Regions from separate parts of the Homo sapiens genome. Here all the other regions are linked to region 3. A link is a contact called in ENCODE Hi-C or POLR2A ChIA-PET data. All regions are on one chromosome and are shown on one strand. Each heading gives the region's core, a stretch centred on a gene start or an enhancer-like site at or near the end of the contact. The rest is flanking DNA. Distances are from core to core; before and after follow the strand shown. Region 1 holds the start of H2BC3 (H2B clustered histone 3). Region 2 holds the start of H2BC10 (H2B clustered histone 10). Region 3 holds the start of BRD2 (bromodomain containing 2).

The links. A loop is a pair of places that touch in the nucleus more often than their neighbours do. ChIA-PET counts read pairs that join two places held with the same protein, here RNA polymerase II (POLR2A). Pooled maps may share reads with other maps.
Region 1: a pooled map shows a loop between it and region 3 (7-fold over the local background). The contact joins the promoter of H2BC3 here to the promoter of BRD2 in region 3. A Hi-C loop is called at or near these places in 4 of 50 pooled maps. POLR2A ChIA-PET finds 5 or more read pairs at or near these places in 3 of 52 experiments (BJ, CD4-positive, alpha-beta T cell and PC-3).
Region 2: a pooled map shows a loop between it and region 3 (10-fold over the local background). The contact joins the promoter of H2BC10 here to the promoter of BRD2 in region 3. A Hi-C loop is called at or near these places in 2 of 50 pooled maps. POLR2A ChIA-PET finds 5 or more read pairs at or near these places in 2 of 52 experiments (A673 and PC-9).

The regions. Positions count from the first base shown.
Region 1 is chr6:26,042,461-26,045,640 of GRCh38, reverse strand. It overlaps H2BC3 (H2B clustered histone 3), which reads left to right and starts at 1,928. Exons shown (of 1, transcript NM_021062.3): 1 at 1,928-2,414. The coding sequence starts at 1,984. The coding sequence ends at 2,364. It overlaps H3C3 (H3 clustered histone 3), which reads right to left and starts at 257. Exons shown (of 1, transcript NM_003531.3): 1 at 1-257. The coding sequence starts at 230. It also overlaps the pseudogene H2AC5P. RefSeq lists enhancers at 1-214, 1,445-1,684.
Region 2 is chr6:26,271,080-26,274,481 of GRCh38, reverse strand. It overlaps H2BC10 (H2B clustered histone 10), which reads right to left and starts at 1,551. Exons shown (of 1, transcript NM_003525.3): 1 at 1,070-1,551. The coding sequence starts at 1,506. The coding sequence ends at 1,126. It overlaps H3C8 (H3 clustered histone 8), which reads left to right and starts at 3,069. Exons shown (of 1, transcript NM_003534.3): 1 at 3,069-3,402. The coding sequence starts at 3,098. It also overlaps the pseudogene H2AC10P. RefSeq lists enhancers at 461-620, 1,031-1,080, 1,091-1,220, 1,291-1,630, 1,961-2,300.
Region 3 is chr6:32,967,313-32,970,256 of GRCh38, reverse strand. It overlaps BRD2 (bromodomain containing 2), which reads right to left and starts at 1,663. Exons shown (of 13, transcript NM_005104.4): 1 at 1,201-1,663. LOC124901302 (a long non-coding RNA gene) reads left to right here and starts at 1,736. Exons shown (of 3, transcript NR_190904.1): 1 at 1,736-2,112. RefSeq lists enhancers at 1-430, 1-748, 2,047-2,586.

The DNA.
Region 1 (3,180 bases), core at 679-3,178, 6.9 Mb after region 3:
TGGGCGATTTCTCGCACCAGGCGCTGGAACGGCAGCTTCCGGATCAGCAGCTCGGTGGACTTCTGGTAGCGACGGATTTCGCGCAAGGCCACGGTGCCCGGGCGGTAGCGATGAGGTTTCTTCACGCCACCGGTGGCCGGAGCGCTCTTACGGGCTGCTTTAGTAGCAAGCTGCTTGCGCGGAGCTTTGCCGCCGGTAGACTTGCGAGCTGTTTGCTTCGTACGAGCCATTTGCAATGAGAGCACACACAAAAGTGTAGTGAACTGAGAGCAAGTGGCCTTTAAATATAGTGAGAAACATTCTGATTGGTCCTGTAATATTTCAAAAGTCCCGCGCGATAAAATCATTGGCTGAAGAGTGACCAGACTGATTGGTTCATTACTAGACAATCTTATTGGATGAGTTGCCCCACCGCCCATCCTGTCCTTTTCGTTTCAGTTATCTGCAGCGACAAATTGTCTAAAATTCTAGTTCATCCAGTCCCAAAGAACAGAGTGTATAACAAGGTATCTAAGGATTTTTAAAATGTAAATTCCGATTCAGTAAGTTTGAGTGGGACTTGAAATTCTGCATTCCTGACAGTCTCGCAAGTTATCAATGCTGGTGAACACTCACTAAACCACCAGAAACGTTCAGACTCATGTCGGGAAATAACGCTTATATTCAGAGAATGAGATTCCATGCTATTTTGTTACTGGCGAACAGCAAGTTTCCTTGCCCTTTGTTTTCTAAGTCCAAGTCACATTCCCACCCTGCCTGTTCTCAAAATGTCTTATTTTGGTTGGCCTTAAGTTTCACTTTGTATACTCTAAAATGTACTTTCTAAAGGAAGGTGTTATTTTCTCGAAACTTAACTTTTTAACACCATTAGGCTAGGGGGGCGGTGGCTCACGCCTGTAATCCCAGCATTTTGGGAGGGCGAGATGGGACGATCACTAGAGGCCAGGAGTTCAAGACAACCCTGGCTAAAATGGTGAAACCCCGTCTCGCATAAAAATACAAAAACTAGCTGGGCGCGGTAGCAGACGCCTGTAATCCCAAGTACACAGGAGGCTGAGGCATGAGAACCGCGTGAAGCGGCGGGGTGGAGGTTGCAGTAAGCCGATATCGCGCCGCTGCACTCCAGCCTGGGTGACAGAACTAGACTGTCTCAAAACAAACCAATCCAAACGAAAAGCAAAAAATACCCTAACAGAAGCAAGTTATCATCCTTTCTTGTGTAACTATGGACGGCTCTGAAAAATGCCGTTTCAAGTGTAAGCTACGTTTTCTGATTTGAGTGTTTACTTGACCTTGGCCTTATCGTGGCTCTGTTATTTTGGCAACAGGACGGCCTGAATATTGGACAGGACGCCTCCCTGAGCAATAGTGACGTTGCCCAGCTGCTTGTTGACCTCCTCGTCGTTTCGGATGGCCAGCTGCAGGTGGCGGGGGATGATGCTGCGGGTCTTGTCACGTATGGCGCTGCCCACCAGTTCTAAGATCTCGGCGGCCAGGTATTGTAAGTACACTGGCGCACCGGCTCCGACCGGCTCAAAATAATTGCCCTTTCGAAAAAGATGACGGACTCTGCCCTATTGGGAACTGCAAGCCCGGTAGCGACGAACAAGTTTTTGCTTTAGCTCCATTTTCCACGTCCGCAAATAGCGACCTATGAAAGCAGCGGAAAACTGTGAAAGACAAGCAAGCTGGAATGGCGCCTGAACAAATCCTTTTATACAAACTGCAAGGCTGCAATAGGAAGCTATCCTATTGGTCAATTATGTTTGGTGCTTTATCCAATAGAAAAAGATAACATAAATTCCATATTTGCATAAACCCCACCCCTCAGTGAAACCGTGTTTCTTTTGTCCAATCAGAAGTGAGGAATCTTAAACCGTCATTTGAATCTCAGGACTATAAATACATGGGCTCTGAACTGTTCTCTGTACTACTCTGTAGTGGAGAGTGTTAGTAGCTTTTCTATTCTGTTTAGGAATAGCAATGCCTGAACCCTCTAAGTCTGCTCCAGCCCCTAAAAAGGGTTCTAAGAAGGCTATCACTAAGGCGCAGAAGAAGGATGGTAAGAAGCGTAAGCGCAGCCGCAAGGAGAGCTATTCTATCTATGTGTACAAGGTTCTGAAGCAGGTCCACCCCGACACCGGCATCTCATCCAAGGCCATGGGGATCATGAATTCCTTCGTCAACGACATCTTCGAGCGCATCGCGGGCGAGGCTTCTCGCCTGGCTCACTACAATAAGCGCTCGACCATCACCTCCAGGGAGATTCAGACGGCTGTGCGCCTGCTGCTGCCTGGGGAGCTGGCTAAGCATGCTGTGTCCGAGGGCACTAAGGCAGTTACCAAGTACACTAGCTCTAAATAAGTGCTTATGTAAGCACTTCCAAACCCAAAGGCTCTTTTCAGAGCCACCTACTTTGTCACAAGGAGAGCTATAACCACAATTTCTTAAGGTGGTGCTGCTGCTATTCTGTTTCAGTTCTAGAGGATCAACTGGAATGTTAGCGAAGACAAGTTTTAGAGCCAAGGTTAACTTGGACGGGGCCGTGCGCGGTGCCTCTTGCCTTTAATCCCGGCAATTTGGGAGGCCGAGGCGGGCGGATCACGAGGTCAGGAGATGGAGACCATCCTGCTTAACACGATGAAACCCCGTCTCTACTAAAAATACAAAATAATTAGCTGGGCGTGATGGTGGGCGCCTGTAGTCCCAGCTACTCGGGAGGCTGAGGCAGGAGAATGGCGTGAACGCGGGAGGCGGAGCTTGCAGTGAGCCGAGATCGCGCCATGGCACTCCAGCCTGGGTGACAGAGCGAGACTCCGTCTCAAAAAAAAAAAAAAAAAAAAATTAAAAAAATATGAAGTTTTGAAGCAGAAATTATTTTGTCGTATGTTCTTTCATAAATTTTTTGCCTGCCTGCCTTCTTCCTTTGTTACAGAACTCCAACACTTACCCAAAGGTAGCTGTTGGGTCAGGGTTTCTGTACTATAGTCCCTTCTGTGGTGGCCAGAAATATGTTACAGGAAAGAGGTCCCCATCCAGACCCCAAGAGAGGGTTCTTGGATCCCGCGCAAGAAAGAGTTCAGGGTGAGTCCGCAGTGCAAAGTAAATGCAAGTTTACTAAGAAAGTAAAGTGGTGAAACGACAACTACTCCATAGACGGAGCAGGACATTCCCGAAAGT
Region 2 (3,402 bases), core at 302-2,801, 6.7 Mb after region 3:
TCGTTCCAGGACACGGAGGAGGAGGTTTAGGGAGAACACAGTCCTTGGAGCCTTAAAAAGGCTTACAGATAAAAGCGTCTGAATGTAGCACCGGGAATTTTCATTTCTTTGCTCCAACTTCAGGCTATCCTGTTGCCTGTTCTTTGTCTTAAACCTCAATATGTTCAGCTAAGAAGATGGTAGAGTTCCTGATCTTGCCAAGAGGTAATATGTATAGCTACGTGAAGTAATCCAGTAATTATAAACTCAGTAAAATTTGTAGAGAAATCAGTGGACTTGCAAGGGGGATATGAGAACGTCTGGTAGCGATCTGCCATGGTTTAGAAATGCAACCAACAGAGGTGATTTCCTCCATCATATGCCGCTCCAACCATTTGCAAGCTAACAACGAACTAAAAGACGAGTTTCGCTTTCTCAGACCTTATTTTAGATTTAAGACTACCCCAAACTTGATTTCCACCCGGCTACTCCAAATCAAGGGCAATAGGATGATAAAGTGAAACTAAAAACGAAAACAAAATTTTAAGATGGTGGTGTGCGGGGAGAAGAAAAGTGGGGATCAATCTAGAACACGATTTTTCCTTAGCTGCTGAGTGAAATGTGTCATATTAAGCTGCATACGAGCTTACTCCTTGGTGACGCTTACAATCTATAGGGGAAAAAACAACGAACCTGGATTTTTTTTTGAGATGTCTCGCTCTTATACCCCAGGTTTGAGTGCAATGGCTCTATCTGGGCTCACTGCAACCTCCGCCTCCTGGGTTCAAACGATTCTCCTACCTCTGCCTCCCAAGTAGCTGGGATTAAGTTGCCTGCCACCACTCCCGGCTAATTTTTGTATATTTTAGTAGAGACAGGGTTTCACCATGTTGGCGAGGCTGGTCTCGAACTCCTGACCTCAGGTGACGCGACCGCCTCGGCCTCCCAAAGTGCTGGGATTACAGGCGTGAGCCACTGCGCCCGGCCGAACTTGGATGTTTCAGTAAACCCTTACTATCCCATGTGTTGCTTAGCCATTTTACCTTGCCAATGCCAAGTCTGGAAAATTACAGATCTTTAAATGACAACATGGGTGGCTCTTAGAAGAGCCTTTGGGTCGTTAGCGCTTTTACCCAGGTAACTAGTTTACTTGGAGCTGGTGTACTTGGTGACCGCCTTGGTGCCCTCCGACACCGCGTGTTTGGCCAGCTCCCCGGGTAGCAGCAGGCGCACAGCCGTTTGGATCTCCCTGGAAGTGATGGTCGAGCGCTTGTTATAATGCGCCAGGCGGGAAGCCTCGCCTGCAATGCGCTCGAAAATGTCGTTGACGAAGGAGTTCATAATCCCCATAGCCTTGGACGAGATGCCGGTGTCGGGGTGGACCTGCTTCAGCACCTTGTACACGTACACGGAATAGCTCTCCTTGCGGCTGCGCTTGCGCTTCTTGCCATCCTTCTTCTGTGCCTTGGTCACCGCCTTCTTGGAGCCCTTCTTCGGGGCGGGAGCTGACTTAGCTGGTTCAGGCATGTTCGCAGCCGAAGTGATACCGTCAAATGACCACAGGAAAATGCTGGTGAGCCCAAACGCCCTCATTATTTACCTCGTGTATATGCAAATGAGGCTGGCTGAGTTTCGGTTTCTCATTGGTTCTTTTAGTGTCTGAATATATGATAGGCCATTTCTGAACTCCTAAATCTCATCGGCTCTCCCAGAAGCTCAACCTTGCATAATTTGACCTTTCAACTATAAGTATGTAAGTCAGAAGTGGTTTTTTTTTTTTTTTTTTTTTTAAATTTTTTTAAACACCTGCTTTTCGATTGGCTGAAATCTGTGTTCAGGAGATAGCACAGTCTACTTTGCCGAATATAGATTATAAGAGTTTAGCTCTTGCGTTTTACTAGAATCAATCACTTTCCTTCTTCTAAACAAGTATTTAAATACTTCACTGCGTCTGGATGTGGAATGCAGGGCAGCAAAGCTCGCGCCAAGGCTAAAACGCACTCTTCCAGGGCTGGTCTCCAGTTTTCTGTGGGCCGAGTGCACCGCCTCCTCCGCAAGGGCAACTACGCCAAGCGGGTCCGGGCCGGTGCGCCGGTGTACCTGGAGGCGGTGCTGGAGTACCTGACCGCCAAGATCCTGGAGTTGGCGGGCAACGCGGCCCGAGACAAGAAGACCCGCGTCACCCCCCGACGCCTGCAGCTCGCCATCCACGACGAGAAGCTCAACAAGCTGTTGGGCAAAGTTACTATCGCGCAGGGCGGTGTCCTGCCCAATATTCAGGCCGTGCTGTTGCCCTGTCTATACAAGTGACTGACTAGGCAAACAGGACTAATGAGAAAATGTTTAATATCTCAAGTAAGTGCTTTAATGTAGTCGGGAAGAAGCAAGTTCAGTAACGTTTACAAAACCTTGTAAAGTTTAGATGGACAGGGCCACTGCAGTGTTCAAGTTATCCTGCAGAAGAGGCTAGTGGGGGTGGTATCCTGGAATATCATCAATAGGACCCAACGAAAAGTAAATGATAAGAGTCGTTGGAAAACCTAAAATTAGCCTGTGCCTTAAAAATTCTCAACCGAAGCAAAACACCATTTGGGACAAAATAGAATTCAGTTAACATTTGTTGCTCACTGTTGTATGTCGGTGACTTCTTGGCTCGTGATTTCCCAGGTACATCACCCAGGAATCCTGCCTTATAATGGTCAAAGGTTTCCAGCTAGCAGCAGTCCAGGTGACTCAAGAAAACGGCACAAGATAAACTTCTCAAAACGTGGTCCTCCGAATCTGGCCCCACAACACATCTACTGAATGAGAATTAGCGTCTTCCAAGTCTTAAAGTAGTCGTTTACGGACTACAGCTTGAGAAGCGCAGAATTAGAACTTTAAGAAGTTAACGTTCTTGGATCGCAGACTAACCGAGAAGAGAGGATTCAAAAATGAAGTGATTCATCCAATCAGATTTTCCAGTAATTCACCAATCACATCGTTGGACTCTTCAGCCAATGGTTTTGTTGCGCGGGTCTTTTGAAAATCAACAAGGCCAATTAGAATGTTTCTGAGTATATATAAGGGCAGTTTCCACTCTGCCAAGTGGCTGAGTTTTTCTTTCAGGTAGTCTGAGATGGCCCGCACCAAGCAGACTGCACGCAAGTCCACCGGTGGCAAAGCGCCGCGCAAGCAGCTGGCCACTAAGGCGGCTCGGAAAAGCGCGCCGGCCACCGGCGGCGTGAAGAAACCTCATCGCTACCGTCCCGGCACCGTGGCTCTGCGCGAGATTCGCCGCTATCAGAAGTCGACTGAGCTGCTGATCCGCAAGTTGCCTTTCCAACGCCTGGTGCGAGAAATCGCTCAGGACTTCAAGACAGATCTGCGCTTTCAGAGTTCCGCGGTGATGGCCCTGCAGGAGGCCTGCGAGGCCTACTTGGT
Region 3 (2,944 bases), core at 414-2,913:
TGGAGGGCAATGACACAGCAACTTTGCAGAGGCCTTTTCCCCTCCCCCTAGCGGCCCAACCTCCCAAATCTGCTTTTCTCCACCGGGGCTCTGCAGGCCAGGACAGAGGCCCATCAGGGGGCCGGCCATGGAATAAAAACTTAGGAGGCTGAGAAAATACTAGGCCTTAGGAAAAGGGCAGCCAGACATTGCTCTCGTTTATTCCCTGCATTCCGGAAAATCACTGCCTCCCGATCCTCTATCCTCCCTTCCCCCACATGAGTCACCAGGGAGGCTACTGCTACTCAGTAATTTGGGAAAGTAACTCTTTCCTCCTTTCCGTTCCCTCCCCCGCAGTACACAAGGAGAGAACTGTTCAGGACTGGGGGAGGGGATGAGGGAGGCGATGGAAGAGGCCACCCTGGAGAAACCCGAAACCTTGGGAGCTGTGAAATCATTCCAGGTCCCGAGCCTCCCTCGCATCTCAGACCATGCTGTCTAGACCCCCTACTGCCAGCACCCACCTTGGGCCTGGTTTCTGTTCCTAAGCAGACCTCAAGCTTTCAGCTTGTAAGCACCCCAGCCTGGAGTAGACACGTGCTCAGTAAAGACCCTACAGGGGCAAAAGGCCCCACAGGCCGTGTCCACGTGAATGCACACAAATTCGGTAAGCGACTCGAAGCGTAACCTCCAGCCTGCGGTGTGACGACTGGAGCTCCCCTACCGCGGACACAAAGGGCGCACAGCAATGCTCCCTCCAGAGGCTCTGGGGAGAAAGGAAGTTGGCGCCTGGGAACAACCTCAGTTCACAACATGGGTGGCCAACTCCTAAAGCATTCACATCCACGGGTAGGGGCCACAGCCACCACTCCTCAGCCCACCGCCAGGTCACCCCTCCCTCGGCCGCCGATGGATCCCTTCTCACCTGGCTCCCGGCTGCTGTACCCCCAGGGGACGAATGGAATAGGGGGGGCCACACCGCCCCCTAACCCCTTTGCCCTCCAATGGGTACGGAGGCATGAGGCTGGCCATTCCCCTCCCCCCCCATGGCCCTCTCCCGCTCGCCCCCCCTCCACGCTCCCATTGGCTGTAAAAGGTTTGAAGGACAAATCTTCCCACTCTCAGGATTCTTTCCTGAACCCCAAGAATCCCCCTCCCGGACTCCCCACCATTGGTTAAGCACTTGACTGACATCTCCGCCCCACAAGGGCCCCTTCTCACCTGGATCCTAAAGCCTTCCAGGGGGCCTCCAAAGTTGCCCTCGGCTTGGTACGGGGTATGTAATCCGGGGTGTCAACCCCCCCCCAGAAAACGAAGCCGTGCTGGGGGAGGGGGCGTAGCCCCCAGCCCCTCCCTTCCCGAACGGGCTGGGGGGGTGGGGAGAGCATCGGGGCCGCGCGGCCACGTCAGCAGCACCCAGATTGGCTGACCGGGGTCACGTGCCCGCTTCCCCCCCACCCCCCGCCTTTCCCCCAGCCACGAGGACCAGCTTTCCGAACGTTCCTGGGGGTCGCGCCAAGGGGCCAAGGGGGCCGCATGGCCCAGGCCTATGTCCCGAAACCCAGAGCGCTATAACGCTGCTGCTTGTCCATATCCCCAGCTTCCTATCCCGCAGTCCTGGACTCTGTCCCCCCCACTCGCCTCTCCATACGAGTTCAGCATGGCTGCCGCAGACCAGGAACACACACAGCGCAGGCGCAAGGGTGCGCCCTGACTGGGGGAGGGGGAAGGAGGGCCAGAGGCTGCGGGGAGAGCCGTAGTGCGCAGGCGTCCGGACCGGAACCGCATCTCCGGCGGCGGGGCTTGGAGCGCGCGCTTTTCGTGGGGCGGGAGCCCGCGCCCGGGTGCTGACCTCCTGCCTCAGCGCCCCCTCCCCCACTACCCGCGGCCTAGCGGGGTAGCCTCGGGTGGCCAGGCTTGTTTCCTCCTCGGTGGGTGTAAGGTGCGGCTTCGCTGGTCCTGGCCTGAATCCAGCGGAAGCGCACGCTGCTGAGCTGTCAGCGGAGGAAAATGGGGCCTGGACCTGGAGATATGAGGGTCTGGAGAGAGGGGCCCCTTCCCTGGTGTCGTGTGGTGCGACCACTGGAGAGGGAGTTTCTCGCCCTCGTCGCGCCTGCCGCGCGGAGAGATAAGGTGCGGACCGCAGATGTGGACTTCGTATTTGGCTTTAGTCTTAGGCAGCCTTAAAATCTCTCCGTGCCGTGAACCTACGCTAGACTTTTCTTTAGTGAGACCTGTGAGTCCCTGGACCGCTCTACCTTCTACGATATTTACCAGCTGATAACTTTTCCTTCTCTATTTATTTCGTAGTGGACCGTTTAAACCTCTTATACTCTTAAAGTTATGATCTCTCCTCTCCCAAGCTTGAGTGAATTCCCCCCAAAATTTTGGAACTGGTAACATAAAATGTTATGGTGATTCAGTTGCCAGCTAAAAAGTAAGCCTTTAATTTGTCATTAGCCGATAACCTCTCCCTTGATTACCCAGAGTATGGTCCAGATTTTCACGCTGCAGACCCTAATCTCTCCTCACCGACAGATGGCACTTCACAGAACAGAAAGGCCAATTTGCAGAACTGGCTTCCCATTTCCCACCTGCAAACTGGGTCAATTGTGTATTCCTTTCTCATTTCACTAGAGGTCCTCCCTTCGGTTTGAGGAAATCCTTTACTATTGACCTGGTCAACCTTCTCTGTTACCCGGAAGCTGTCTTCCCTTCTCCCCCTTTTGACCTTTTTAAACTTTTCTCTTGGTTTCCCCGCTGACAGAAAGATAACAACCCTCTCAATATCGTGCCCTCTTAGAGACTCATGTCTCTCGGCTTCCTTGCACAGCCAAGACCTGAAATTGAAATTATCCTTACTATCTCAATTCTTTGTCACATTCTCTTTCCCCATCCCCACTCTTCAAGCTACCTCTGTCAGGCTGCTACCACCAAAACTTTTCTGGCAGATGTCACCAAGAAC